Linked DNA regions of Mus musculus: all the other regions are linked to region 3. A link is a loop called in an ENCODE intact Hi-C map of the cell type or tissue named here. Cell type or tissue: gastrocnemius. All regions are shown on one strand.

Region 1 (8,000 bases), 53 kb before region 3:
ACTTCACAGAACTTGATTACACTTTAAAATAGTCTAAAGAGCTCAAAAAAATTAAAAGTGCATTTTTGTACATTTATTATTTTATTTTTGTGTCTAACTTCTTATGAGACTCAAGATAAAATGGATAAGAAGAAAAAAGTCCCCCAGGCTCAAAACCAAATACTATTGTTCTGAGGAAGGAATTTAACAATAAAGGTATTCCTTGCAACATCCTGAAAGGCTCATAAATCAGTGTCTTGTTCAGCCATCGTGAGAGAAGCATCATCTTATAGCAGATGGGAACATCAGAGATCCACAGCTGGACAGTGTGCAGAGTGAGAGACCTTGGAAAACTCAGTCCTGGATGGGTTGTCTACATCAAACCTCTTTCCAGGGGGTCAGGGAGCTATGTTGAAGAGGACGTAGGAAAATTGTGAGAGCCAGAGGAGAGGGAAGACAACAAGAAAACAGTACCTTCCAGACACTGTTTATTATTCTGGTTTGTTTGGTTGGTTTCTTTGTTCTCTTTGTTTTCTAAGATAGAGAGAAGCAAAGGCATAAAGGTGGGTGGGCAGTGTCTTAGAGTTTCCATTGCTATAAAGAGACACCATGACCAAGGACAATATTTAATTGGGGCTGGCTTCCTGGTTCTGAGGCTCAATCCATTATCATCATGGTGGAAAGCATGCCAGCATCCAGGCAAGCATGACACTAGAGGAGCTGAGAATTCTACATCTTTTTCCAAAGGCAAACAGGAGAAGACTGACTTTCAGACAGCTAGGAGAAGGATCTCATTGCCCACTACCACAGTGACGCACTTCCTCCAACAAGGCCACCCTTACTCCAACAAGGACATACCTCTTAATAGTGCCACTCCCTGAGCCAAGTACATTCAATCCACTGCAGGTAGAAAAGTGAGGAGGAGAAAACATAATAAGAATATATTGCAAAGAAACAAAAAACAAAAACAAAAACAACCCTTATTTCCAACTAACTATTTAAAAAAAGGAAACCAGTCAGAAGAACCAGAAATGAGAAGAATAGAGAGCTGGAATAGAAAAGGCTTGTAACCACAACAGCATAAAATCATTGAATACTCATTAGCCGTTGTTACTAAAAAAAAAAAAAAATCAAAGATATATTATAAACTAATTTTTAATAGTTTAAGTTGTGCATCTGCAGAGATGGTTCATGGGCAAAAGTGGTTTTCTTGCAAGCATGAATGCCTAAGTTCAAATCCCCAGAACCCACATGAAAAGCCAGCACCATAGCACATACCTGTACTCCTAGTGGCCTACAGAGCGATGGAAGTGGGTCACCAGAGAGATCCCATAACTCAGGAGTCTCTTGGCTCACAGGTTAGCTCCTGCCTCCAGGTCACTGTCCCTGTCATCCCTTCTGCTTTCCTCACTCTGCTCTTCTCCCTGGTTCCCTGTCTGTCTGGATGACATCTGGGAGTAAAGCAGTAACAGGGACACTTGCAAAGTTAACCACACCATCCAGTCACACTGGTCATTATTTCAGCTAAATATCTCAGCTCAATATCTCTACGCTGTTAGCTGGTTTTCTTCTTAATGCTTTGCACATAGCCTGAATATATCCTCATGGAATTTTATTCATCAGAATTCCGAAAGCATGGGCATTTGTGCTAGTAGACATTAAAGAAGTAGGGTCCTTGTCGTCAATAGGATCGTCCTCAATAAGGTCTGATTCTAGCAAAAGAGAGAGTCAAACAACCAATGAAAGGACAAAATAAGCTGAGATTAATGTATGGTAAAGTTTTAAGAGAACTTGTTTGTTTGTTTGTTTGTTTGTTTGTTTGTTGCTATTGTTGTTGTTTTGAGTTTTTTGATTTTTCAAATCAGGTTTCTCGGTGTAACAGCCCTGGTTGTTCTGGAACTCAATCTGTATACCAAGCTGGCTTTCAAGTCACAGAGATCTTCCTGCTTCTCCCTCCTAAATGCTGAGATTAAAGGTGTACACTACCATTGCCTGGCATGTAGAGAACATTTTTATAGGTGGAGTTGAGTATAAAACTATACAGAGGATCCTTCTAGGTGAAGAGGTAGTAAGGGTGACCTAAGCAGAAAACACAGTGTAACCAGGAGAACGTGGACCAGTACCACTGGTACTAGAAATGTGTGTCTGTGAGCTGCTTGTGTATAGGAGGTAGGTGCTGGTATGCTGTCATTGGTAGGATCCAACAGGAAAGAAAAATTTGAGGAATATATTTTTTAAAGCAGACCACCTAAAGATAGAGACATATCAAGCTATTTTCTTTAAATATATATAGTTATGTATGACTACAAATATGGTCTATTAAGCAAGAAAATATATTTTGGGTGTGCCAGTGAGATGGCTCAATAAGTAAAGAAATTTTCCAGCAACCTGAGATCAACTCCTAGTACCCACACCACAGAAGAGAGCCCATAGGTGTTGGGTGACATATGCTACGGATCCATACACATACACATACACTAGTTTATACATGCATTCACACACACAATACAAATAAATATAATAAAATCTCAAATATATATTTTGAAGCCATACTGTAATAAAGTGAATAATATTTTATTAACATAATCCCTTATTGATTATAAATTTTACTTAGGTCATTTTCTACAAGTTCATTTTAATGATTAAAAACATGACTCATTTTGGAATTTAATTTTTCTTTTTAAAATTTTTTAAGCAAAGTTTTTAACCTCGTTAAAACTTACATGAATATATGTGGGGGGGGGGGTTCACATGTAAGTGCAAATACCATAGTAGTCTAAAAGAAGGCATTGATTCGCCTGAAGCTGGAGTGTGAGTCTCCCTATGTTGCGTCCTTTACAAGAGTAGTATGGATTTTTAATGGCTGAGCAATCTCTTAACACCAAGTGAAATTTCTCCACAATGTAATTAAAAGCAACAACAGTTATCCTTGGCAAATAGAAGATCACAAATAATGTTTTATATTTTTCAGAATAACCTTTCCTATGATACAAGCTTACAGACATTATTGAAGATGTCTTCAGAGGGTTATAACATTAGGGTTCCCTACCCATGAACTATTATACATAAATTTTAGGACATTCTTACAGACTATATCTTTAATTTTGGACTCTGCTCACAAAAGAATTTTATTTAATTCTAAACTTATACTTAAATGTGAACTTATACAATGACAAGTTCATGTATCTTTGATGACTTCATTTGCTTTCTATTGCTGCGATAAAAACACCATGACCAAGGCAACTTATAGAAAACATAATGTATTGGGGCTTATGATTCCTGAAGGATAAGAAGCCGTCATGGTGAGTAGGCATGGCATGGTGACTGGAACTGGACATAGAGAACTGAGAACTTGCATCTCAGCCACAAGCACCAAGAAGAAAGAACAAGCTGAAAGTTCCAGGAGGGCTTTTAGCTCTGAAAGCCAGTGTACAGTGACATACTTTTTCCAGGAGGACCATGCCTCCCAAGCCTTCCCTAACAGCACTACCAACTGGGGACCAAGCATTCAAACACCCAAGACTATAGGGGATATTTCTCACTCAACTCACCACAGCTGACATTTGTTTTGGGTTGGTTGGGTTTGCTGTGTGAGACAAGTCTGCTGCTACCATCATTCATCGCTACCAATATTTGCATGGGCCCCAACCTGTGCCATCTTGAACCAATCCCCCCAGACTACATCATGTATACATCTGCAGGGAGGTGAGACCGCCAACCCAGTGGATCTGGAACAACCATACATATGAAACTGACTACATGCCATGTCATGGCCACTTGTGTATCGTATGTGCCGTTATCTACAAAACACATATTCCAAGATAACATCATTGGGAATTTTGAAAACCATAACAGAACATAACCCAAATATGAGATCCCTTTTGAAAACAGAGGTACTATAGAGGGTTGATTTGCAATCTTGCCACATTTTCAAAACCAGAAATTCAAAACAACTCTCTAAGGTGGATACTATACATATTTTGCATTGGAAGCAACTGAGAGCCTTGGGGAATGCACAAGCAAAAGGACTAGAGCTTTGTCAACATCCTCACCTGCCCACCATTTCTTCTCAAGTCACAGAAAACACCTCAGACTATGGTATGTGGCATGTGACAAGCTTTAGGGGAAGAAAAGAAGCTGGAAAAGAGAAGAGAAGAAAGGAAGGAAGGGGAGAGGAAGGAGAAAACTGGCAACCTAGATGAGGTGAGGAATGACAATGTTATTAGTTTGGTTTCAGTACTTTCACCATGCACATAAGTATTAAAACAAGTTACACATGTTAAGTATAAATAGTTTTCTGATTATAACTCAATAAATCTAAAGGTAAAGACTTGGGGTAAAGATTCAATGACACAAAGAAGGGCAAACTATAGAAGAGGAGACACTGCAGAGGCTCTTCCAAGTCACATGGGCATGATGAATATCCTGCACATATTCCCTTCCTTGCTCCCTCTCAAGTCCTGGTCTCCTAGTGTTCAAAATGATTCAATTAGCTTGGTTTTCTTTTCTTTTCTTTATTGCCTCCCTAGTTCTTTATCTACCCACCACCACCAATTGCCATTATGCAAATTTGCCCAAAAGTCCATGGGAAGTGCATGTATTTTCTTCGGGCTGTAGAGACAACGCCCTCATTCAGTTCAGAAATAGCCCATTGGGAGGCATGATGGAGAGAAATGAAAGATAAGGATGTAAATGAGTGAGGTGATTAGCACTCAGGCAGCATCCAATAAATGTCAGCAGCCCGTCAGCCACAAGAGAAAGAGTTCTGGAGGCTCTTCTGTTACCTACCATGGGGAAGCTGAGAACCTCTCCCTGTACATCTCCCTGCTGGACAGAGTTTCAGTGTGCCTTCTGAAACTTCCTATTCATTCATTATTCAGCAAAAATATATTGAAGCAACGTCTACTTCAACTAATATTGCACTTGGCATTTTAAAACCTGTCCCATTTCTTATCAATTTTACCATTGAGATTTTGGAAATTGACTCTTATATTTGTTCAAACATATAAAAAATTTAGAAGAATGAATTATTTTATCAGGTTTTAGGCAAACTCTCCATAACCAATGACACTTAGTTGATATTAGCTTGAGAAAGTCAGAAATTATTCTAGAAAGGTTCCAAATAGTTCATGTTTCTCATTGCACAAACCTTACACTATTATTTCAGAAGTAAACATTAATTATAGCCATTTTCAGATTAAAATAAAGTCCAGCTATTCAAGCCCTCATAATGGAAATTTATTTGAAGGAGCAATGGATCAATTTGGTGCACATGCTCAGAAGCCCCTTTACATACACGCTCCCATTTTCATTCACAGTAAGTGCCTTACCTTCATTTCACAGAAACAGTGTTCAACATTCGAAAGAGTAACTGAATCCATGCCCAATACCAGTGCAAATTTAAGTTTTCTCTATTTGATTTCACATAACCTCTGTGCTTTACAGGCATACACATTTTAGGGTCACTTGATTAAATAAAATAAAAATTGGCACATAAGGACACCCCTAATCCAATCCAAACACATGGGCTTATGAAGGCAATGTCAACATTATTTCTATTGTGACTCTAACCTAGAAAACTAAATGCCTATTCTTAAAGTGTGTGTGTGTTTGTGTGTGTGTGTGTGTGTGTGTAGAATAAAAGTTGCTTCTTTTGGTTTGAGCAAAATTAAAGCCACAGAACATAGCTACTGTTTTCATAACAAGCCTCAGAGACGTACCAGCTTCTGCAGTAAACTGGGAAATCCTTGCTTTCCCCACTCATAATCCATGCAAACTGAGAAATACCAGGCGTGATCTTCAGTTAGACAGTTGGCTACAGTTGTGCCCTGTATACTCTGCTTAGCAACAACTGTCTGGTCTTCTAATGATGAAAGAGCACGGGGTGCTGGGTACTGACCTCCTGGAATGTGTGGAGCGCTGGGTGTGCAGAGTTCTGGGAGGCGGGGATTAAAGGAGAGCTGGCAAGCATGCGCTGGACAGGGTAACAGCACTGAAAGACATGCGCGTGTCCTGTGAAGGAACAAAAGTGTGGCCACGTGGAAGACTCTGAAGGACAAAGAGGAGGCCAAGGGTACCTGGCTGATATTGGAAAGGAAAACTAGAAATTTATAACGGATGTTCTTCCTTCTAAACTATGCCCCTGGATGCATGCTTCCTCCTCACCTTCCCAGCTCCTCTTTTCTACGCAAAATGCAAACAGGGTCTGGCACTTTGAATCCCACATCTTACTATTATTTTTACTTATTCACTTTATATCCCATGGTGGGTGCCTCTCCCTAAGGGTATTCCTCCACCCAGGCACATCAAATCTATGAAACTAGGCACATCCTTCACACTGGGACCAGACAAGGCAGCCCAGCTAGAATACATCCCACGCACAGACAACAGCTTTTGGGATAGCCCCTGCTCTAGTTGTTTGGGACACACATGAAGACCAAGCTGCACATCTGCTACATATGTGCATGAATGCCTAAGTCCAGCCCATGCATGCTCTTTGATGGTTCAGTCTCTGAGAACACCAAAGGTTCAGGTTAGTTGAGTCTGTCTTCCTGTGGGGTTTTTATCTTCTCCAGGTTGGCAATCCTCCCTCCAATTCTTCCATGAGTTCCCAAGCTCCATTCAATGTTTAGCTGAGGGTGTCTGCATCTGTCTGAATCAGCTGCTGAGTGGAGCCTCTCAGAGAATAGCCATGCTACACTCCTGTCTGCAAACATAACAGAGTATAATTAATAGTGTCAGAGATGGGTGTTTGTCCATGGGATGGATCTCAAGTTGGGTCAGTTATTGGTAGACCATTCCCTCAGTCTCTGCTCCATCTCCTGTCCTTGCATTTCTTGTAGACAGGATAAATTTTGGGTTGAAAGTTGTGTGGGTAGATTGTTGTCTCTATTGCTCCACTGGGGTTCCTGCCTGGCTACTGGAGGTGGCCTCTTCAGGTTCCATAGCCCAAATGTGAGTCACAACTAAGGTTGCACCCATTGTTAAATCCCACATCTTAATAGCTCCCAATCATTGCTGCTGATATACTGCACCTTGAGAACACCAGTCACAGCCCTCCTCCTCCGCTCCTTTTCTCTTCATCTCACATCTGTTTCCCGCTATTGCTTAGTAAAAGACATCAGCAGAGTTCAGACGGCAAAGAAGTCCAGATCAGTGGCAGGGCATTCAGTGACAGGGTGTGATGCTTTGTTTTAGCACATATTTTCTTCCAATGATAGCCTGCAAAAATGATCTCCTGTGATACCAGGGAAAGAGCCAGTAAGTAAAAGTGAATAAACTACTCATAACAACTGGAAACTCCCTTCAAGGTTTTTGTGTATAACTATCCTTATTCTTTTATAAAAGTTGTATTATATGTCTTTCTAAAAACTGTATGCATAATTTATAATGCATATTATATATACACTATATATTTAGAACTATATACATGCTGTGTACATGTGTGAATATATACATATATATGATTTATAAAAATAGATGCAAGCCTGGATATAGGTAAATGGTTATACAATGTATCTTCTTCAGCATTTTCCAGTATCAGTACATATTCTTTTTTTTTACATATTGAATATGTTTCTTTAAAATTTTTATTGAATATTGAACTTTTAAACTTTATCTTCCCATAGCACAGTAATTTTTAAAATATTTTTATTACATATTTTCCTCAATTAAATTTCCAATGCTATCCCAAAAGTCCCCCATACCCTCCCCCCCACTTCCCTACCCACCCATTCCCATTTTTTTGGCCCTGGCATTCCCCTGTACTGGGGCATATAAAGTTTGTGTGTCCAATGGGCCTCTCTTTCAGTGATGGCCGACTAGGCCATCTTTTGATACATATGCAGCTAGAGTCCAGAGCTCCGGGGTACTGGTTAGTTCATAATGTTGTTCCACCTATAGGGTTGCAGATCCCTTTAGCTCCTTGGGTACTTTCTCTAGCTATTCCTTTGGGAGCCCTGTGATCCTTCCAATAGCTGACTGTGAGCATCCACTTCTGTGTTTGCTAGGCCCCGGGAAAG
Region 2 (8,000 bases), 90 kb before region 3:
GGGTCTTGGGCTTCACACATAAACCAAGATCCTGAATGGGTTTTGCTGCTGCTGGCTGATGAAATGGGATCCTAGAGGCAGCCATTTTCAGGTTCTAGAACAGAGTATGGCAGAAGCAACAGCTAACAAAAGGATAGGAAAGGAAAGAGAAAGGAAGGAGTTGTGAGAGAGGAGGGGGTGGGGGAGGGGAGGGGAGGGAAGGGAAGGGAAGGGAAGGGAAGGGAAAAGGGAAGGGTCTAGAAGAAATTCCCACATTTCCTTTATACCACACTGCAAGAACAGAGCAGGTGGAGCTCATCATGGCCTTCAAGTTTTCACAGATTTGAAGATGAGTTTTGCTTTTAAATCAGAACATGGTGCCTGTCTTCTTGGGTGGCCCTGAGTCTTAGTTCCACTCCAGCAGGAGGCAAAAGAGAAAAATCCTAGATCATTATGACCACTAGACACCTGGCAAAACCCATATGTCATGAAATTTGACTAAAATTTTCCTTAATATGCATAGCATTATTGAGGCACCTCATTTATCCTCCAAATGTGGTATAAAATATCAGTTCAGGTCAACTGTAGCCTTGTGCCCTAAAATACATGTATTATATGTACAGGAAAGAACCCAGGGATTCATAATCCTCCTTCTAACTCCTTCTCATTTAAAACTAAAAATGTTAAGACTTGCTATATATTATGTTCAAGGAAATTTAAGATAGAGCCTGTGCATCTTAATACTGATGTTTAAATAAGCTGCTTCCACGTGAAGAGGAACACCTAATAAGCTTGAAGAAGCATAAAGAATAGAATAAGTCTCTTAGACGATTACCAAATATTTCACATAATCCTGAAATTTACTTTCATGTTTCCTCACTGGACTGAGAGCAAAATATTTTAACTTTAGCAAAGGCGTTATTTCCAGATGTATGCTTCTAGTCACTGTGAAAGACTTGTCTGCATGGACAGTTTTCCATGTCCACACTTGTTTGTAGTTTCCCATATTGACTTTAGAATTTGCTGTTTGAGTAGCACCAGGCAATGGAGAGGCAGAAAACTGCATATAAGCAGAGACTTTGGAAACTTCTGATTCTAGTTTCCTATACTTTCCTCAAAAGCCTGCTCAAAACCCTTTGATAAAGGATAGGACATATGAAACAGAGCCCAACCTGCCCTCATATTCCAGATGACCAACAGGTAAGTGAAAGAATTCAGTCCAGGCGCCAATTCTCCTTTGTGGTCATGTCAAACTATAGACTAAAGTCAGCTCACATTAGCAGAACTGCCCATCAGGCCTATACACCTATGAGAAATAATAAAACGTTCTGGATGTGGCTCGTTATACGGCCACAACTAACTAATGCACTATGCGTCCTCAGTAGACTATCAGTTATTATAACCCAGTGGTAGATGGGACATTCCACCTTTGGTGGAGATTCTATGGTAATAATGTTGTTCACACACATTTACATGGCTGTTCTTACATATATATCAAACTCCGTTAATGGATTCCATATACTGAAAAACTTTAAAGGAAGAAATTAAAATCCTGCTCCTTCAGATATAAGCAAGTGATTGTCTCTTACTAAATCCAGTGCAATTCACGCATCCTAGGCTGTTTCTCACATGATGGTAGTCCTAGAGATTACCCTTTAAAGCAAGAAGATGAAAACCTCCCCCTTAGGTGCATCTGTCCATTCCTTTGCTGGCTGGTTGTTGTGTCCCATTTTTACAACACTGAGGGGTACAAATTGTCCGCCAGCCTCAGGCAGGCAGCCTGACAGTCTTAACAGGACCCCTGCTGATGTGCATCTCTGGTCTCCACTCAGCTGTCCCATCCTGCAGCCACTGTTCTAAAGTTACAGAACAGTTTCTAACTTTGTGCCTGTCCCAAGGCATCAGGACCAAGGCACATGATCTGTAATTTATGAGGACACCCACAGAGCTGTCACTTGCAAGGCAGGTGTAGAGAAAATGGCAAGCAGCTCTAGGAAAGAAAAGGACTGTGACCTCACCCCTGAATAATCGTGGCCAACATAGTCACGGAAGAAAGCGTTGACATAAGCGAGCTTTAAAAATAAAGCAATGGCTCGTCTTGCTGAAGGCGCCGTCTCTACACTTGAACAGGACAGAACTCAAGGGATCTGTGGAAAAATAAGGTGGATTTTGTGTTCAGGGCTGCTGTTGTAGGTTTCAACTGCACTTTGCAATCTAAACTACCAATTTCAGGTGTCTTGCTAGAACAAATCATGGCTCAGGCCAAATTATCTCCACAACGCAATGGGTCATTATCTCCCTAACTGAAATTACATAAAATGGAAACCAGAAGGAAAGACCTCAGAAAAGGACTAGCTTATCCAGATAAGCAATACTTTTAAATTGAGTGTCTGTTAGTTGTGCCATAGTTTTGTGACAGAGCCTGGGCTATAGCTCAATGTTGAACTCATGCTTTGAATGTACAGGGCCCTGCCTGGATTAAATCTAAAGGAGAAAAATGTCAAATTAACTTGGTGTCTTCTCAGCCTACTCATATTTCAACTGCTTCTTGCATTTCAGAGACAAAGAAAAATTAACCTACTCTTAACTTGATTTAAACAGAGTGGGCATCTATTTGCAGGTAGAAGTGTAGTGAAAAGTCTCAGGCATTTGCAAAGAACCCCCCAGGCACACACGTTGCTGTTACTTGGGATGGAAAGAGTATCAGCTCAGATGCAACTTGAACCTTGAAACCAGATGACATCATGATGAAAAGGTTCCAAGACTTCAGAAACATTGCTTACTGATAGGCAGCTCAGCTTTCTGTCTTGGGTCTGAGAGTTCCAGTGGGATATTTGTGTTACAAAGCAAGTCCAGCCAAGTTCACACCATGGGAAAGCCATAATGAGCCTAGAGACTCAAATAGCTGGCTGCTTGCTGGCTGCCAGAGAAACTTCCACACTGACAATATTACAAGCGTTTTTCCCTTCCTTTGGTGAAGACAGATCTCTTTGGCAGGGACTTGTCATCAACACATTCTTACAGCCTTCTTTTCTTCAAACCTTCTTTCCTTACAGCCTGCACCCTGGTATTGAAGGCCCAAATTCTTACAGACTTCTATATATGTTGGCTATTAATCGACAGCCAGCTAGCTGTCCATGACATAAGCCATTGTGTCCTGCACCCTCCTGCTGCTATCATAAGAGATCAGAGCTGAAAAGAACAGTTAAGGAGGTTCTGGAAAACCCCAAGCCATTTTTCTGGCTCTTAGCCTGGAAAATCTCCTGACAGAAAGCCTGTCTGGTGCCCTTGGCAGAACCCCACAAGATCTAGTAAAATGCCAAACTAGGGGCATGGTGACATCAAGAGAAATACATGCTACAAGCAAATGGCCACACCTGCCCACCTCACTTAGGGAAATTGTTTATCACATGTTGGGGGACTAGATTGCAAGTGTTAAAACAGGAATATGGCATTCCAAATTGACTCTTGCTTAGTGGTTTTGCGCCATGCTTACATCCTGTTTGGCTTTTTTCCTCAGAGAAGTAATATAATCTTGGTGGAAATGAGGGGATATACCTGGTTCTTCATTTATTTATTTGCAGGAATATCTTCTCATAAAAGAAAATAGTAAGAGATTATAAAAGTATTTGCTTGGGTACTTTATATTTGTTTGGAGACTAAAAGAGTAGGATAAAGATCATTGAGTCTCTGAGACACATTGAAGAGGTTTGTGTGACTAAGCAACAAAACCAAACTATAGACTACAATGGGGGAGCTTTATTCAACTATAGCATTCTAAATGACAGCACTTCTGACTCTCAGGAAAATATATATACTGAGTAAGGATTTCCCTAAAAACCTAAACTGCTTCAAGTGCAAATTATTTCAAGACTCATGAAATCCTCTCCCATTTTATCAGCATAATATTAATTTAATTCAAATTGAAAGACCGTCAAGCTTTTCCTCATCTCCTCATCATCCTCTTATATCAAAAGGGACAAGGAGCCTCAGCTATGGGTGGGTCACCCTGGGCCCCTCCCATATCCTTACTGTGACTGTGGCTGACTTGATCTTGTTCAGGTCTTATGGGGAACAGTCACAGTCAAGGTAAGTTCACGAGTGAGTGAGCCTGGAGATGTCCAGCAACTACTTTTTTGCTGATGTTCAGTACCTCTGATCTTACATTATTTCTGTAAGTTCTGCACCAAGCTGGTGAGCTATTAGTAACTGATGGCTGCTCAGGGAGACAGTTGTTTTCAGAAATGCATGCCTTAAGAGTCTACCCATGCTTCAGTAGATGACCCTATATCACGAACATACAGGCAACAATAAGTGGACTCAGAGTGTTTTAAAATTCTAAAAAAGAAAAAACAACACACACAAAGTTGGAAAGGAAAAGAGGTTACAGGGATAAAGAGAAATGACAGAGGATAGAATGGAAAAGGAATTTGATTAAAATATAGCTATGTAAGAAATTTGCAGACAATAAAATGGGTGGAGAAAAGAAGGAACATAAGAGTGTGGAGTGCATGTGTTGGATGGGGATTAGGGAAAGGTGAAAGGGAGAGTGGGGTAGAAATGATCAAGATACAGTCTATGTATAATGTTTTATTATTTAAAACAATTTACAAATTTAAATAGATTTTGACCATATTATTCCCTTTCCTCAAGTTCTTCCAGATCCTCTCCCACTTTGAATTCTTTTTCAGAAAAACAAAGGGCAAAACCCAACACAAAAACAAAACCCTCCAAATGCAGAAAACAAAATAAGGTCACACTGAAAAAGAAAAACAAAACAAAACAAAAAGCCGCATTGAACTTTAACCAAATAAAACCACACACACACAAACACACAAACACAAAAGACCTGTGGAGTCAATTTTATGTTGTTCAAATCCTCGTGAAAACAAGGCCTGTCCTAGAGTAGTTGATATAACATCAAAATACTATTTTAAGCATATACATCATTTAAAGACCAGAGAGAGAGAAGGAGAGAGAGAGAGGGAGAGGGAGAGGGAGAGAGAGAGAGAGAGAGAGAGAGAGAGAGAGAGAGAGAGAGAGAGACTAAACAAAGAAAGATGAAAAAAACTTGACCAAGCAGATCTGCACACCCCTGGCTACACATAGAGCCAGAAGTAACTGGACCCAAATCACTTGTGTTCTCTGAACTTTAGATGCCTTATTTGTACTTATGGATAGCAATATCTTCAAGAACATCACTGCATTATGTCCAGGCATTGTAATGTCAAGTTAACTGCAAATTAAGATGATACCACACATACACACACACACACACACACACACACACACACACACACACATATATAATTTTTGTGATATTGATTTTATTAACTCATATATTTTGCCACTACTCACACTGAGGAAAATAAAAAAGATAATATTCCCAAGACTTTGTCTTATATAAAAATAGTGTGTCTCATACAAGCTGGTTTTGATATTATGGGTTTAACACTGTGGATTTTTAAATTTTATTTGCTCAGAATACTTTATAACTATTTTAGAAGATTTAATACCTTCAAATTAGCAATTATTGGGCTGAGTAAATTACTTAAGCTATATTGCAAAACAAAACAAAGTTAATTTTTCAATAGATTTGCCTTTGGCTCTTAGAATAGAGTTCCTTTTTCAAACATTGACATAGCATTCAAGTGGGAAGCCAGGAGATCTTCCAAAATCCTCAGACAGATTTTAACTTGCCATCAAATGCACATTTGTTTTGTGTGTGCTTATCCTGATAGTCTGGGAAGCTGTATTTTAGCCTTGGTTCAGTTAAATGTTTGAAGGTAACTTAAATAATTTTTTCCTTCCTTCTTTGAACCCTAAATTCCAAATTGACCTATGGTAGTTACTTTTCCTGTTGCTGTAATAAAATACTCTAACAAAATCAACATAAGGGTGAAAGGGTTTATTTTGGCTCACAGTTCCATCATGGTGAAGACAAAAATATCAAGAACTTGAAGTTGCTAGTCACCATATGTTTGCAGACAGAAGAAGAAAGAACAAATGCTTGGCTACATGCTAGTGCTCAGCTCACGTGTCCATTCTTACATAGTGCAGGATTCCCTGCCTAGGGAATGATCTACTCATAGTGGATGGGTCTTCCCCCCTCAATTAACTCAATCAAGGTAATCCTTCACAAATATTCCCAGAGGCCCATCTCCCACACAATTCTAGATTCTGTCAAGTTGACATTAACATCACATGCCGCATTCTTTTTGTTTGTTTGTTTGTTTTGTTTTTTCTACTTTTTAAAAATTTTTACTAGATATTTTCCTTATTTACATTTCAGATGTTAGCCCCTTTCCTCGTTTCCCTTCCCCCTGCTCACCAACCCATCCACTCCCTTTTCCCTATCCTGGCATTACCCTACACTGAGGCATCGAGCCTTCACAGGACCAAGGACCTCTCCTCCCATTGATGTCTGACAAGGCCATCCTCTGCTACATATGCAGCTGGAGCCATGGGTCCCTCCCTCCATGTGTAATCTTTGGTTGGTGGTTTAGTCTCTGGGAGCTTTGGGGGCACTGGCTGGTTCATACTGTTGTTCCTCCTGTGGGGCTGCAAACCCCTTCAGCTCCTTGGGTCCTTTCTCTAGCTCCTCCATTGGGGACCCTACATGTATCACTCTTATATCTACCTCATTCTATAGGCCTAAAAAGCCACTTGCCAATTCCAAGTTACAAGGCAGAGAATCTCCCCCTACAGGAAGAGAACATTGACAGATACATGGTAAAAAGACCACAACGTGTACAAAATTGAAACCCATAATAAAATTTAGCACAATACAGTTCCAACCAATGTAAAAAAAAAAAAATCATCACTTAGCCCTTTCAGAACACCAAACTCCCTCTACCATTTTATTCCCAGGGACCATTTTGTGATACAAGATGAGAACTGGAGAACAGCTGTGAATACTTTGTGGGGCTTTTACGGGCAGAGCAGCACCTCCCATTGTGACTGGCAGAATATAATTGCTGAGATTATGGTGTCCCGCAGAATCTTCTATAGTCATCAGCTAGAAGAAACTCGGTTCTCAAGATTAAGTTCTAATCCTTTGGGACTCATTTTCAATGAGTCAGCTCCAAATGGGATTTGAGAGACAGTCTTCTCTAAATGTTTAGTCATTTAGCGGAAGATTTAGAGTAGTGAAGGTGACTCTAAGTGAGCCTTCAGACAATCTTAGCATCATGTAACTAGCTGTCCATGATCAATATTGTTGTTTTCCTCCATGTCTTAACATTATAGACTGACAGTTTATATCCTCCATATGGGTGTGCCTGTGCCATAGCTTAGTAAATATGGGTCATGCACACATGTGTGTGTGTGTGTGTGTGTGTGTGTGTGTGTGCGCGCGCACATGCGCGCGCATTCCAGGGACAGGGGTCATGACAACCCAACAAACAAATAAACATGAAACAAAATATCCCTAATGCTGACATATAAACATGGTTTCTAAGGAATGTGTCAGTCTTGATTGACATCTGGGTTCATCTTAAAGCATTGTGAGCTAAATAAACTAAATGAAAAGAAGAAGTTATTTGCATCCCAAAAGGTGTCACCCCCAAGCTCCCTTGCTGTCCCTTTTGTTTTACTTTGTTTCCTAATACTATGTGATGCAAACTGTAGTTGCTTACAGGTCTTTGATGCAAACTGTAGTTGCAAGTCTATCTCTGTCTTTTAGTTTGTTAGCATCTCAAAGACAGATATTTTGTGCGCTGCATAGCTGCAACCTCTCAGGTTCTGCAATAGTGCCAGTTGTAGAATAGCAGTGAGGAAAACTACCTGTAGCTGCAAAACTCAGCAAACCTGTTCCTGCCCCTGCAGCTGGCCTTGTAGACTAATGGCCCAGGTGGCTGATGACCTTGTCTTCATCATGATTCCCACTTCAGTTGCTGGGTCTTGGTCTTCCCCATGCTGGATCACATCCAACCTCTTATTCCTTGAACCGTAACATTCTTCCTGCAGCACAGAACAGATGTGCTTGCTTTCCTCAACAGAGCCTTGATGGCCAAGACTCC
Region 3 (8,000 bases):
CATGAGTCATATATACTATAATTCACTTATGAAAGATAAATACGGTTTTAAACATTCATAGCAGGTACATAAACTCAAGAAAAAAATGAAATTCAGAAAGTTTGGGCTATTTCGCCAAAGATAAAACTAATTTTTAAATTACATAAAAAAATAGTCTCAAAAATATGAGGCAGGTACAATTTAACACTCTTAAACAATCGTGTGTGTCTCTCTGTGTGTGTATGTGTGTGTTCCCAAACTTCTACTTACTTACCAAAGAGTCTCAATAATTATATCTGGCCTGACCATGCATAACTTTTTCTGAACACTCTTAGGATGTATTCTAAATTTCTATGAAAACAATTGAATCCTTTTTTTTTCTTATTTTTTAGTAAGGCTTCAAGGTATATGAGTTTCTCTCTCTTTTTTTTTCCTTAAGCTATTTCTCAGAAAATAAAGTCACCACCTAGATGTTCCACTAGTGAGCTGTGATTTATAGGTAGCGTATCACACCTGAAAACCCAGCTTTGCAGAAATGTTTTCACTTAATATTATTAACAGCTTGAATCCACCAAATCTTGTCAGCTGTTCTCCTAAATCCAAACACATCTCTTTTCAGTTAAAGTGGCAGGACAGCTTTAGGGAGGGAAATCTCTGAGATTATGATTGTGTTCAGCCCTCTGGCTGGCAGAATGAGGCAGCAAGTGATGCCAGCTCTATGAGCCCAACAAACCACAGGCAGCTGAGGGCCTGGCGTGGTCTGCCCATCTAGCTTTATTCATGTGGCCTTTCTTTTATTAGTTAATTATTTTACTTATTTACATTTCAAATGTGTCCTTGGAGATGCTTCTTGGAGATGGAGAATTGACTCAGCAAGTTTAGAGCATGTATTGCTCTTGCAGAGAGTCTGGGTTTGATTCACAGCACTTACATAGTGGCTCACAACCATCAACTCAATTCATGGCATCTGACTCCCTTCTAACCTCTGTGGGTACTTAGAAGGATTTACTGACTTTGAGATTTATTTTTACAGTTTTAGATAATGTTAGACTTGCAGACCAGATGGAAGCTCTTTCTTCAATTTATCTTCAGTAGGGTCTCATTCTACAGCCCAGGCTGACCTCAAACTCCTGGCAATTCTTTTGCATCAGCCTTCCAGAGTACTTGGATTTCAAGTATGATTCACCATGCCTTGGTGAACTAGTGTATTAAAAGGACATTTGGGGTGTCTAGAGAGATGTTTCATGATTAAGAGCGCTTATTTGTCTTCTTGGGGGCCACCAGCCCCCAGTTCAGTTCCCAGCCACCACTCATACACTTCTGAACCTCTGCAGGGAAAGCAGCTTCACATACAGAGACAAACACAAACAACATACAAAACACATGCAAAACACACACAAACACATGCAGAGAGAGAGAGAGAGAGAGAGAGAGAGAGCGAGAGAGACAGAGAGAGACAGAGAGAGACAGAGAGAGACAGAGAGAGACAGAGAGAGAGAGACAGAGAGACAGAGAGACAGAGAGACAGAGAGAAAGAGAGAGAGAGAGAGAGAGAGAGAGAGAGAGAGAGAGAGAGAGAGAGACAGAGACAGAGACAGAGAGACAGAGAGACAGAGAGAAAGAGAGAGAGGAGAAATGAAAACAAAACATTTTTTAAAGGGGGGACATATTTTTGGTGGAATCCTAGCATTTCAACAAATTGTCATGAATTGAATCTATCTTGAAGGGATAGAAAAGTTAAACACATTCTGATACAATTGTTTATGTTTCTTTCTCTTTTGCACTTGTTACTTTAACTGTTTAATGGCAGTATTTCCTCTGTCAAAGGAAGTGGTAGAGGGGGAAGAGAGAGGGAACATTGGCTTTCTTTAATCAGTAGACCAGCTCCAAGCCTCTGGACCAAAATCCAGTTTCTTCCACTCCATTCCTTGACCAGCTGGGATAATAAAAGGTTTAAGGTACCCGAGTTTTACTTTGTGCTTCATCATATACTAGAGTCCATCTGTGGAGCTGAGAAACACCTCCATGTACCAGAAAGTCTTCTCAGAAAGAAAACACTGATGGATGTTGATCTCTGAGGCTCCTAATTTTTCTTAATTTATGGTTTGGATGGAAAGGAATGTTCTCCTGTCTAATTGCAAGGCTGATTCTCACTAACCCAGTTCACTATGTTCCTCTAAATTCTTGAACCATCACTATTTACAGAGATTCTTATAAACTACTTCCTATAAGAGGGGATGGAGTCCTGTGGACCAAAAGCATCCTGGGATAACTGCATCATCTTTTCCTCCTTCCTGTTCTGTCATTCTTTTCAGATACAACATGTACTGGGACTTGTTGGACCTGAAGAAGTTGTGTTTTTTTTTTCCCCCTTGAAGTCCAAACTAAGAAAGAAAAGGAGGGAGGAAGGAACAGAGTGGAGGGAGGGAGGGAGGGAGGGAGGGGGTATTTGCTAGCTAAAATGCCATCAGCTAGACTCTTACTCTTAAAGAGGGTAGGTGAGGACCAAAGACACACACATGCACGCACACCAACTCTGTGCACAAGCAAAAATGCTGGCTTATCCATTCTGCAGTCTCCTGAAGAAGTTCTTTGAAAGTGGAGCCTTTGCATTGAAAGATGACCTGGAGACTTCAGCTGGGCTGAAGCAGCAAAAGTTGGGTCTCTGTTTCACTAGTGCAGGAACTGTTTGGCACTTGGCCTGCTCAGGTGTCCTTAGACCTGTGGCCTGAGCTAACTCCTGGCTTCTAGCCGGCCTTGCTTGAGTCAATGGCTAACTGAAGCAAGTGTGTGTGGCATCTAGGAACAAGGTCTCCTGTATCCAGGAGATTGTGGCCAGCAGATGGGAGTAACAGGCCTGGAGCGTAATGCACACCATCTGAAACTCTTCTGAGAAAGAGTAGCAGAGACCTGAGTCTGTCTTCTGTGCACCTCCACAGTGCAGTGCTCCAGAGTGTCTCCAACTGATTGCTTGGTAAAGCCAACCCTTGCCCTGCTCCTAAAAACTGTACTGGGGGTTAATTTATATGTATTTATATTTATTTTGGTTTTTCCGGAATGGTAACTTGTGTAGAATAGATTGCCCCAAAATCTGGTGATGATCCCCCCTCAGCCTCCGAAGTGTTGGGATTATAAATTTGAACACCATCCAGTAAAGTGTTCACATTTTAATTTGTAGTACATTCTATCCTAGTTAGTTGAGGAATTCCGCAACATGGCTCCCCATTTATAAGCTGAATTGGAACCCCGTTTGGAAAACACAAACAGAATGCAACACAGAAGTAATTTGATTTCAAATGTTCCGTTTCTAAAAAGAGTTGTCTTCAAAAGTTAGTTCCTTGCGCTTGAATAGCCTGTGTAAGAATCCTGGTGAGTTGCTGCTGTTAGGTTTAAACTGGCAGATAACAAGGTTTCCTTTCACTTGTATCTATCCATGATGCCTGTACCGGGTGCCTGGGGCCCCAAGACTGGCCTTCCAAGGTCCCTTGAGGTTCTTTCCGTAACTGGAAAGAAAAAAAAAAAGTTTTGCCGCTTAACCTTGCCACGGAGGTAACCTTGTGTCAGTTCACTTTTATAGTAGACCAGAGGGAGGATTCCACTGCGATGTCGGTTCCCTCCCCCAAGGGTTTCTGGTGGGACTTAGAGCAGACACCAGGAACAGCCCACCCTACCCTGCAATAAGAGCCCACCCCGCCCGCAGGCATCACTGGACAAGAAAAGGGACCAGTAAAGGGCATGTTTCACAACTGGAGGACACACTGTTTTTGCCTTAATGAAACTGAGCCGCACAGCTTTTATAACTAAACAAAGAAACAGCCCAAGTACTCTGACTTAGACCCAAGGAGTCATTGCTCTAAATATTGAGGACCCTTAAAGGCCAGGTGGACACTCTGAGCTTGGTCAGCCAGGCATAGGAAGATGGGTGGGAGCTCATAGAATCTTAGAAAGTAGCTTGCACGCTGTCCGTGTGGATGGAGTTGGTTCATTGAAGAGCACCCAAGAGGGTATGAGAGCAACCAAGATGGAAATGAGAAAGAAATGACCCAAAAAAGCAGAATTAAAATTGGAAAGAGTTGCTGGGGTTGGTGGGAGGGCAGAGATGGGACAGAGGGGGAAAGTTGCGTGTCTTAGCCACTGCGGCCACTTCCCGGAGGAGTCCCTCAACTCCTTTCTTAGTGGGGAGATTCCAAAAGATAGCCCTGGCCCTCCTCGTACGCAATCGGGAACTGTAGGCAGAGGTTCTCTACAAGAACTGCTCGAGACTTTGCTGCGCTCTGCTGCCACGGCACCCCCGCTTGTCACTCTTCCTATCTTTGTGTCCCTGCAGTCTTTGTCCCACGTGGAAACGAGGGAAGAAGGAAATCCCTGGGACACTGATGCTCCAGGAGGGAAGACTGGGCTCCCCCACTTCCCCCTCCCCCCTCCCCCACCCACCCCCACCCCCCGACATTCAAGATCCTCAGTCTCTGGCACCTAGGACACGAGCTTTCCGCGAGGGAGTCCGGGAAAACTCTTTGACCGCGTCGCAGTCCTTTGGTCCCCGCCCCCTCTTAGCGTCAGCGCGCCACGGGCTGCAGGGTTTAAATGCGCTCTAGCGGGAGCCCAGGCGCTTCTGCCCGGGAGCACCGCCGGGCTGGAACCGCCGAGATAGAGGGGAGCGAGTTTGCCGCAGCCCCAGCCCAGCGCTGCCCCGCAGCCCATGACTCCGGGGCTCGGGCGCCGCCTTCGCAGCTGCAGCATCCTTGAGCTTCGCGAAAACAGCGTTGATGAGAAACCACTCAGCTGCCTCCGCGGCGGGGAGCCATGAGCTGTCTGGATGTTATGTACCAGGTCTACGGTCCCCCGCAGCCTTATTTCGCAGCCGCCTACACTCCCTACCACCAGGTACGGGTCGTCCAGATGGGGCGGGAACCGGTGGAACACACACACACACACACACACACACACACACACACACACACACACACGGCTACAAAAGTACCACTACCTGAAAGGTCCCCTGAGCTTCCACGCTCCAGGGCGACAGACAGGCACCCAAAGACACCGTGATGCCGGGACCGCGCGCGCTGCAACCGCTATTAACTAATTCTCTTTAACTGGTGCGTTTTCTGTCTGGAGACAGCACCCAAGGCGTGCGGATGTTCACCCACGTCCTTCCCAGATCAGTTAGACTGAATTTTCTTTTTAGAGTCTGGTGCGGGTGTAAAGAGCTTCCCGCAAAGCTCACGCAGGGAAATCCGAACTTTGATCTTGACCGTAGAAATAAAACAAAAGGAAAATCAAAAGCCGGTTTCTCCAAGTCAGAGCTCAGGTGGCCCGGTCTGGCCAAATAGCTAAGGAACTGGTGGATTCCTTATCAGCAGAAACCTGCATCGGCCTTTTGGTCTGTGTTTTACAGAATTCTAGAGAGCATTATTTAGGTGTAGTTGACCCGCTATGGGAGCTCGCCTTTCTGGGACCCAAGTGGCAGAATTTGACAACCCAAAGTCAATTTTAAGAGCGCTTAACCCCGCTCCTGCAAACTGTGGAGGTTTTCTTCTGCCGATTTCTCTTTTCCCTGAGCTGTGTGTCTAGCCAAGCAATGTTTCCTCCGTGTCCCTGGCGAAGGTAGCAGAAATTTGAGGACAGTGTTCCAGGGAAAAAGCGAAAGCACACACACCTGGGGCAGAAGTCTGGATCAGGCTGAAGTAAGCGCCTGGTCTTCCCTTTGGAAAACGCTGTAATGTACTGTAATGTTTGCGTCAATACTTTAAACAATTTTGTTTGCAAATCTCAACGAAATATGAAGATGATGAAGTGAGTAAATTTTGCTTTAAGTTCCCCTCGCAAACTTCCCAAACTAGAACTTGTAGTCTTAGACTTAGGAATCATTTTTAAATGAAGTGGGAATATGGCGTTTGGAGTGTGGTGAAGTTAGAAACTGTTATCTTTTGGTCCCAGCTTCTGAGACCAGCAATCCTTCCCCACTATAGGACCAGAAGAAAGATAGTTAGGTTTTGCTAGTTGGTCCTTTCTCCTCCTGGACCCCAGACCTGTCTACTATATTAAATGTCGCTCTGTAAGACTCTGCCCTTCCTCCAAGGCCATCTCTGCCTTTAGAATGAGTTATCAGTATACCCAGCCTGTGGCTCAATTCTAAGACAATGTTCTCAGTAGCTGTGTCGGGCTTTAAAGTTTCAATGATACAGTGATTTGCTCCATGCTATATCGAAGCTCAACCTTCTTTCCTGCTCCTTTTTATCATTTCTGTCCTAAACTTGTTTGGAGATGCTGACAGTGTGCTAGTTGTTTGCTAACTTTTCCTTACTTAAATGATGTTTTAAAACTGCAAGTACATAGAATATGCCTGTGGCCCCAGCACTCAGGAGGCTGAGAAAGAAAGATCTTAGTTCAGGGCCAGTCTCAGCTACATGGCAAGATGTAGGCCACCCCATGCCTTGGGTCAAAACCAACAAACTAATGAAAACAACTGTCTCCAACTTTGGAGACTTTTTTGTGGGTGCACATAACAAAATCTTACTTCCACTTAGTAAAAAGATCCACATTTCCCCAGTTACAGTTTTAGAACTCTTTCATGTTTTCTGTGATACTTCATTCCTGGTTCTGAAATGTAGATTCTGTTTCTCATTGCTGTTTTTCTGTGTCATCTTGAGGATGCTTAATCTTGTATCAGCACTTCTGCTCTGAGTTCTCCTGTAGAGAGAGGATAGTTATCAACTTGACACGGATGCCCTTAATCTTACAGTCTGTTTTAAAAAGTGCATTTGTGAGCAAGTCCCTTAAAGTCAGACTCAACTTACAGTCCTTACAGTAAGGTTTGGTTTTCCTCTGTTTGATTTAGTTTGTTCTCTTGGTTGGATTGGTTAATGATTGATTGGTTGTCTTCTGAAATTTTTCACCCCAACATTTTGAGAGTTTTTCCTTCAGCTCAGCTGAAATTCTGGGGAGAGGGGGTATCAAGTAGGGCACATTTTCTTTAGGGGCAGAGAGGCAACTGCCCTGCCTGCCATTGATTGGTGGTTTTCTGTGGCAGGCACAAAGCTTAGACAGCAATGCCAGTTACTTAATGGATACGTTCAGGATGCACCTATATTGACCATCTCTTGTGAATTGATGTTTCACTCTTTCTTTGAACAGAAACTAGCCTACTACTCAAAAATGCAGGAAGCTCAAGAGTGCGCCAGCCCTGGCAGCAGTGCCAGCGGGAGCTCCTCATTTTCCAACCCAACCCCAGCCAGTGTCAAGGAAGAGGAGGGCAGCCCAGAGAAAGAGCGCCCGCCCGAAGCTGAGTACATCAACTCCAGATGTGTCCTCTTCACCTACTTCCAGGGGGACATCAGCTCTGTGGTGGACGAACATTTCAGTAGGGCCCTTAGCCACCCAAGCAGCTACACCCCAAGCTGTACCAGCAGCAAAGCACACAGAAGCTCTGGACCCTGGAGAGGTGAGTGGGTCCCCATGGAGAAGAGTAGGTGAAGGGTTATCTGCCTTTCTGCAGTCGACCTCCAGGGCCCCAAAGCAGTGCAGCCAAAGGCACAGTAAACTTAAGAGGGAGTAAAAGGCAGCACTGGAGGGAGGTAAGAACCAGGAAGAGGTCTCAAAGGGGAAAGGGTGCAAACTCTTCTTATAGATGCAGAGGAAAGCCAGTGGCATGGCCTGGAGCAGTGAAGCCAGGACACTGGCCTTGGAATTGGAAGCCATACAATTGGTATGTTGGCTCTACCAATTCCTAGCAATATGACCTTGGGCAAGTCTCTTAACCTCTTTGAGGTCCATATTTACAGGTCTCTAAAATTAGAATAACACCTGGCCTCCTAGCCCTCCCCAGAGAAAGTTATAAGAGTCAAAAATTGGAATGTTCGAGGATGGTTTGTTGTGGAAACCTGAGGTTTCTCACGCCAGATGGAGCAGAACCTTCACCAACAATCTACAAGGCTCCTTTGCAGTTTCTGAAAATATGCCCATCAAACCTCCCTACAAGTAAAATCTGCTGGAGAGTGCCTCCTAAAACTAGCCAGGCT
Region 4 (8,000 bases), 76 kb before region 3:
TTCTCTTCAATTCCAGAACAGCAGAAATGAGTTTACAGAGTGCAGAGAAGTTACCATGGCGGTATTTATCTTCACGTTGCTAATACAGGGTCATCTTCGAGATCTATCAACTGCAACAGCTCAAGTTCAGTAAGAAGAACTAACAGTACCCCTAACACTTTTCTTATTTCAACGTCTCATTGTATTTCATGAATGGCCAAACTGGCACTCTTTACAACCTCATCTAAGATACTCAGAAATGCAAATCACCAAATTCTCCATAAGTACTTGAGTTCTTAAATTTGATTTCATATTTTATCTTGATGGCTTGACTACACTGGAGATTTCCCAGGAGGCTTCCTTTCAGGCTCACCAAAGTATGGACACAATGGTCTCAGGAAGCAGAGAGAGCAAATGACCTCTAACAATTTATGGATTAGCTAGGTCAACTTGCAGTGGCTCCTCTGCCCTGATTTGTTTTGTTCCCTTCTAGTCTCCTTTGCTTTAGGACCCAGGAAGCACTGACTTCGTTGTGGAAGTAAAGACTTTAGTTTCACTGATAAATCAAACTGAGGAAGAGCTGTTAGTAAAACTATCACATTTACAGAGTCAGGCTGGGAATAAGTGACTCTGTGGACAAATTGGTATTTATCTTATTATTTATCCGGCTATTTATCTTGCCAGACCGGAAGCTTTTTACTATTAGCCCAGTCTTTAATCAGGCCAAGCCCAGTGAGGTAGTACCAGCCCAGTGCGCACTGCTGCCCAAGACCCTCCAGAGCTCACTGCTGTGGCCAGAACCATAAAGACCTGCGGCCCGGTTTTTCTTCTGCTTTCCGGATATTTCAGCACCTTTGCGCACTACACGGGGGGGGGGGGGGGGGATGAAGTTTAAAGTTTGGAGGGGTGGGGTGGATTTGCAGGGAAAATGCCTTCTCCAAATCTTTTTTTTTGGGGGGGGGGGCGGGCGGGGGAGTGGGTTAAGGTTTTCGGAGTGAGTGTACATCATTGGCTGGGGCTGAGGTGCTGGGAATGCTTCATTTACATGAAGAGGAATTCCAGGTGCTTGCTGGACACATCCTTATGTGGAGAGAGGAAGCTAAACCTGTAATTTGGCAACTAGGCTACGAGACTACGTCAATGATTGTGGAGGTTGGAATTTAGGACTATGTGCCTGAGCATGCAGGTCCAAAACAGGGACAGATCGATCCTTATTCCTGCCAATCTCAAGATGAGATTTTCAGGATTCGGACAATTCTCACAGGTCTCTTGCTCCAAGCCCGGCCCCGCCCCGCACCTTCCACCCTTCAGCCTCGCAGCTAGCTTTGCCCTACAAATGCCTAGTGCTAAGTGTTCATAAATAAGTAGAGCGTAGCTGGGCAGTGGTGGCCCACGCCTTTAATCCCAGCACTTGGGAGGCAGAGGCAGGAGGATTTCTGAGTTCAAGGCCAGCCTGATCTACAAAGTGAGTTCCAGGACAGCCAGGGCTACACAGAGAAACCCTGTCTCGAAAAAACAAAATCAAAAAAAAAAAAAAAAAATAGAGAGAGTAAGAGTTGGATGCCATGAGATTATGCATGGCCAGGTAATGAATATTTTGAAGGAAAAGAAAAAGAATTTTTTAAAACCAAGCTTTAAATTGGCCATCCTATGACACAGAGAGAGGACTACATTTCCTACACTAGAAAGCCCTTGCTTCATTTTTTTCTTCACATGGAGAACCAAAGATCAAAATCAAGTTAGAGTTGTTATCAGGTGTGATGGTTAATTCTGAGCCTCAACTTTGCTGGGTTAAGGTTCCCAACTATTTGTTCAAATATTTTAGATGTTTGTATGAAGTTATTTTTAGATTTGCATGTTAATCAGTAGGTTATAAGTGAATGCCCACCAAACGTTAATGTAGGTGGGCCACATCTTAGGTGGAAGGCTTTCCTGTAACATGACTAACTTCCACTGCTGTAACGTTAATTCCCCTCTGAGTCCATAGCAGGTTTTAAGACTAGGGAGAGTCTACAAGCGCTTAAGCCAGCTCCTTTAAAAAAAAAAAATCTCTGTCTCTCTATCTCTCTGTCTCTCTGTGTCTCTTTATCTTTGTCTCTCTCGGTCCCTCTGACTGTGTATGTCGCTCTTTTTTCCCTCCTTCTTTCTCTCTCTGTCTCTCTCCCTGTCTTTCTCTCTCATTCCCTTTCTCCCCACCTCCCAGTTGTGTCCCCTGCTCCTGATTCTATCATTTCCAAACCTATAACCTATCAACTCCTCATCTCGTCTTCCTGCCTTTGAAAGCAAGCGGTGCCCTTGCTACATGCTGGTGACTCTCTCCCCACCCCACCCCCACAACATAGAATTGTTACTAATTATTTGGGAATTTCATACAATGTGTCCGCATCACACTTTAGCAGAGGCATGGGGAAGGACTCAGTTTCCTTTAAGGCGCTGGCCACTGGAAGTTTGACCATGCTCCAATGAGTACATGGGCCACGCATATTCCTAGTGATTCGTGCCCTTAGACGCATGTCTATTTCCTTGTAGGTCTTTTGATGACCTAATTTAAAAAGCTATTCCCTCTTTTGCACATCATGATTGTAACTTATCTATTTGCTGTTTTAGCTGAATATACATTCACACTCAAGTTTCTTTCATCCTAAAACCACCTTACTATAACCTCTCTTGCAACATGAGTTAGCACTGTAACTATCCACCCTTTCCAACAAGGCTTTACTTCCGAACCTCCCATTCAAATATCCAACAACCACATGCTAACCAGGGTTTCAAAACATCAATAACAAGCATTTGAAAAACATAAAAATAAATAATCTATTATGGGTCAGAATCACAGTGCTGACTATTTTATCTGAAACTTTTCATTCAGTTTTTAATCATAGGATATGAATTAGAAGTGATCATTTGACACCATCATTTGTAATAGAAAATGAAGACTCAAAAACATTGGATAATTCCTGTTAGCTAACAGAGTCTGGCTCCTGTCCCTGCTCTGTGTACACTTTCCACAGCCCTTCCTCACATCCCTGACTTTAGATCTGCTTCGGTTCTATTTCCTCCCTTTACTCCCTATGGGAACCCGGAGTCTATCTTATACCAGTGACTAATCGTCGTTCCCTGATATGTACAGCAGGCAGCAAAACAGCTCCAGAGATTCTACTCTGAAGTCATCACACTGGTTTGGGGCAGACTGCCTGATAGCACAGGGGTATGAACTATGGCCACTTCACAGAATCATTCCCTGAGGGAGGTAAAGGGTGCTCCTGTACCAGCACTGAACCATCCAAGTGACTCACCAGAGGGAAGGAAAGAAAGCAGAGCTGCACATGGGGTCCCTCCCTCTACATTCTGCAAGGAATGCAATGAGAAAAAAAGACCCAGAGACAAGGGGTGCCACAGCAGAAGATGGGAAGGCAGCCTAAGAATTTAATGTTGTAAAGAGAGCTTGTGACCCTACTTCCGAGGAAGCTAACTCACATTCTACAACAACCTGATGGGTTACAACAGCAGTTTCAGCACTGTGTAAAGAAATGTTGCCCACCTCATTGTGGCACACCAAGGTTCCACACTCCCCTTATGCTATCCTGGGGCATGGGCTGATTCTCATGAATTCTCTCAGTTTCAAAGAATCCCTGGTCGTTTCTTGTAACGGGCTTACCATTTAACAAGTCCTCCCCATGTCTAAAGGAGTAGTTACAGTGACAACATCAGGGATCTTTCCTAACCTGTAATAGGATATTTTGAGCAAACATTAAATCATATGTGATAGACAGGCATCCTTAAAAATAGGCAAGGTTGGGGCTGGCAAGATAGCTCACATGTAAAAGTGATTGCTGCCAAGTCTGATGACCTGGGTTCAATTCCTGGAATCAAATGATGCAAGGAGAGAACTGACTCCCACAAGCTACCTATCCGCTGACCTCCATGTGTGTCCAGGACACACACACATACCCATACACATACATAATAAATAAGCAAATAACTAAATGCCAAAGACCATTTGATCTATAAACCATGGACTTCGGTATACTTATTTGACTCCATTTGGATTCCACATTCCTCTTAGAATCTAAAGTGTGTCTTCTGGTGACCTCCAAGGAGGTAGTTGAGATACCATCCCTGCCTTAGTGGCTTCTCCCACAGAAGCCATGATACTCCCAACCCAGAGCTTTGAGGCACCATTTCCCCTCACTTATGTGAAGAGGCTGTGAAAAACATTCTCTTAGAAAAGCAGGGTTGGGTTACAACAGCTGGTAGCTATTCTCTGCAGAAAGGCTGCAGGCTAATGGGCAATTATGGGTTAACTGTGTAGCCCGGCTCATTATACACTGAGCCAGGAGACACAATGCTTTAGCTAGAGGATGATTCTCATGGTGGGAATTACAGAACCTGGCAAGACAGCAGAGAGATATTTTGAGGCAGGCAGGCTTTCCAACACCCGAAATAACAGCCAGTAGGAGGCTGCCTACGTGGGCCTACAGAAGGTCAAGCTACCCCTGCTCTGTCAGCAGGAGCCCTTTGAATCATCTCAACACTTTCCTCTTAGCCAAATCTATCCATCCCTACCCCCCCCCCATTCTGTCCTTCACGGGCTCTAAAGCTATCTTTGAAATGGAGCAGCAACCAGGAATTCTTTATGTGGTTTAGATTTGATGGAGAACATCAAATGGAGAAGACACAAGTTACTGGGGAGCCAATAACCTCCTCAGACTCACAGAACTGAAAGTTCAATGCAGGAGGAGCTTAGCAAGCCAGCTATAACTCACACTGCCATAATTGCTTCCATGAACCTCAAAGGTCCAGGGACACCCATCTGTTCCTTAAACTGCCTACCACTCCCTCTCCCTGAAAGTCAGAGCAGTATGACAGCCATCCACACATGGGATTCCACTCCCACCACTCACTTTCCACCCCAGCTAGAGGCTCCTAGCACAGTGCACCAAGCACAGATTCCCTGGATTCCCCACAGCATAGCAGCTTGTTGTCAGAGATGCCTTGCATGGTTCCTGCAGGGTATATTTTCATTTAGTCTGCATGTTTGGCACACTCCACCCATAAACAGAAGCCCAATATACAAATAGATAACATAACTGATTTACTCCAAGCGTTGAAAATGTTTAATCAACTAATAGTGGTAATAAACCATCTCACAGGAAAAACCAAGTGGCCCAGCCTGGGACTTCAAGTCAAGCTGAAAATGCATATAGGCATTTAGGGTTACTGAAGGGTGCACATGAGAACTATGCAAACTGTGGGAGTCCCTTTTGATATTTACATTTGTTCATATTTCTGAGTAACGTTGAAGAACGGTGGATCAGCAGCTCTCCCTGACAGAAGTAAAAAACCATTCACCCATCCCAGTATCAAGTTTCCTGCAGCCCCCATAGCTAGATTAAATAAACTATCTGGGTGTGGGCATCCAGGCAGCAGCCACACACATCTTCAATCCTGGAAATGTCTAAGGAAGAACCATTCCAAAAGCACCCCCCACCATCACCACAAAAAAGTGTCAGTTAAAACACAAGTAGCATATGGTGAAATAAAATTTCAAGTATTTCATTCAAATAATTCAAGACCACAAGAGCTTATGACATGGCCACTTAAGAATGCTGTAGTACTTAGTCATTCATTCACCATCCAAATTCATTTACCAGACTAGAAGCTCCCAAAGAGTTAGGACTTTTTTTTCCTGTAGCTAATATCTCAGCTGCTGTCTACTACTATATAACAATCATTTAAAAACATAGTATCTGAGCTGTCCAGCATACACTTAATAATCAAGTAATGAAGAGCACAGGGTCTTCTTTTAGTCTACACTTTGCCCCCTGGTAATTATACAATTCACTTCTAATTGATCCCCCCATTTGAAGTGGTATGCAAATATCTTGATTTCATCTTCCATGAATTTGGTCTTTGGCAAAGTACTTTTAATTTAAATCAGAAAACATAGCCCCAAGCGGTGGTGGCGCACACCTTTAATCCCAGCACTTGGGAGGCAGAGGCAGGCAGATTTCTGAGTTCAAGGCCAGCCTGGTCTACACAGTGAGTTCCAGGACAGCCAGGGCTACACAGAGAAACCCTGCCTCGAAAAAAAAAAAAAAAAAAAGAAGAAGAAGAAGATAAAGGAGGAGGAGAAGAAGAAGTGGAAGAAGAAGAAGAGGAGGAGGAGGAAAGGAGAGGAGAGGAGAGGAGAGGAGAGGAGAGGAGAGGAGAGGAGAGGAGAGGAGAGGAGAGGAGAGAAGAGAAAAGATACAACTTTGAGCTTCTACCAAAACCCTCTGTATTAGCAGAACCTATGAGGAGATGAAAAACCAATCTTTGGGTTAATGATGTATTTTCAGAGGGCAAATTATCTAAATACATTTCTATAGGAAAAAAAAACATTTTCTCTCTGCTATAGTTAACACTGTTTTAATTCTTTTAAACATAAAAAGACATACATATATGTCTTCAAATAAAATATTTTTATAAATCAACTGTAATTGTTTTAAAAACAATGCATTATAGATTAACTAACAAAAGAAAATAGATAATAGATTAAAATAAATGTTTATTTGACTTAGCTTACTCTCTAGGACACTGTTTACAACAACAATGGCATATTGCTGATGCCTGACACCTCTTGGAATTTTCAGTATCTAGAAAGCCAAATGCTAGCAGTGATGAAAAACCATGGGAATTCCAAGTGCTTTTAAGGCTTTGTAAGATAGCTTGATAGTTTCATACAAACACAAATAGACATAGCCTTAATCTGATCTAGAAATTATGTTCCTGGATATTGCTCAATTAATTTGAAAATATTGTATATAAATTGTATAGTAGCTGCCTTTGTAGCCTCAAAAAAAAAAGAAAGAAAGAAAAAGAAAAAAGAAACCTGAAAATAGCCAAGATGTGTTTCCACAGATGAATGAATCAACAAATTGTAATACATGCGTAAAATAGCATATTTTACTCAATGATAAAAAGAAATGATCAACCCACGAAAAATACATGTATACAATTAAATGTAAACACACATCTGCAAAGCCTGCACATTGTTTGACTCTACCTATAAAGTAAGCTGGCAAAGTGCAAGCTCCTCAAGGATTTGAAGCTAGTTATGGTGGTGCACATCTGCAACCCCAGCATTCAAGACATGGGCCAGCCTACCATTGTGGGACCATGAAAGGTAGCCTGGTTCCCAGTTGAGTAAGTAAGACTGGGAACCTTAAGGAGATGGTAAGTGTTTCACCTGTTCCTGGGCACCAGGCCCCTGTCACTAGCTGCAGTCCTCCATAGATTTGTGGTCATCAGTCACATAAGGGCAACGCCCCAAGCCCCTCCACAAGTAGAGGACTTGACCTGTGGTCACATAGGCTCAAGACAGATCTCCATTTTAATGAGGTACCTAAAGGCCTGGAAGCTTAGCCAATAACTCCCCAACCCAAACACTCCTCCCTGAAAAGTGAAGTACGGTTTTAATTGTTTTAATTCTTTAAAACTATGGACTGCCTCTTTTCACCAGGATCTGCCATGGGGAGCAATGGAACAGGCCTTCACCTACAGAGCCACCTTGGCCTATAGAGCCTCCATCTAATCTCGGGTAGAAGGGCTCTCTGAACTCCCACCAGGATGCCCAGAGCCAGCTCAGACAGTCCTGCATGTCAGACTATGCTTTCCCACTCTCAGAGCCATGTCCCAGGGCTGCCCTATGGCCTAACACCTGCCCAGCGACAGCGTGGTGAGGTAAGCAAGGTCAAAACTTCCCACGTCCTGCCTCCTCGAGCTGCCCAGCCCTGTGTCAGAGCAGACAGTGGGACCCACAACGCACATACCATATGCCGCAGGATCCTAAATTCAAGGGAATATGTGATTTAGACGTAGTTGACTATGTAAAGCACTGGTGAAGAATTCCCAGTAACTTTTATAGATACTCTTAAATCAAGGCCTGGAGCACAACTCCCCACTCCTTAACCACAGGTTCCACAGAGTGACATTCTTACAAATAGCACAGCACAGAAAGGGATAAAATGAACAACTCC

What was found. Peaks named below come from ENCODE experiments on the same cell type or tissue, not always from the same donor. Only the 100,000 strongest peaks of a DNase experiment are listed, where the experiment ranks them.
Region 1: a loop joins it to region 3, with 2.0 times the contacts of the local background. A loop is called at or near these places in 2 of 42 quality-filtered maps.
Region 2: it touches region 3 in a loop (4-fold over the local background); 2 of 42 quality-filtered maps call a loop at or near these places.
Region 4: a loop joins it to region 3, with 2.9 times the contacts of the local background. A loop is called at or near these places in 2 of 42 quality-filtered maps.

The regions. Positions count from the first base shown.
Region 1 is chr10:51,964,448-51,972,447 of GRCm38, forward strand. It overlaps Gm40646 (a long non-coding RNA gene), which reads right to left and starts at 5,953. Exons shown (of 3, transcript XR_871644.2): 1 at 5,700-5,953; 2 at 1,258-1,430; 3 at 838-879. In gastrocnemius, no CTCF peak of the experiment used is centred here; no DNase peak of the experiment used is centred here.
Region 2 is chr10:51,927,653-51,935,652 of GRCm38, forward strand. No RefSeq gene overlaps it. Among named protein-coding and RNA genes, the nearest start is that of Gm40646, 39 kb to the right of the region's middle. In gastrocnemius, no CTCF peak of the experiment used is centred here; a DNase peak (open chromatin) is centred at 3,241; H3K4me3 peaks cover 198 bases; H3K27ac peaks cover 2,969 bases.
Region 3 is chr10:52,017,941-52,025,940 of GRCm38, forward strand. Vgll2 (vestigial like family member 2) reads left to right here and starts at 4,562. Exons shown (of 3, transcript NM_153786.2): 1 at 4,562-4,863; 2 at 7,117-7,423. The coding sequence starts at 4,783. In gastrocnemius, no CTCF peak of the experiment used is centred here; DNase peaks (open chromatin) are centred at 704, 4,701, 5,006 and 7,237; H3K4me3 peaks cover 4,018 bases; H3K27ac peaks cover 3,929 bases.
Region 4 is chr10:51,941,524-51,949,523 of GRCm38, forward strand. No RefSeq gene overlaps it. Among named protein-coding and RNA genes, the nearest start is that of Gm40646, 25 kb to the right of the region's middle. In gastrocnemius, a CTCF peak has its summit at 4,422 (motif pointing right); no DNase peak of the experiment used is centred here; H3K27ac peaks cover 2,470 bases.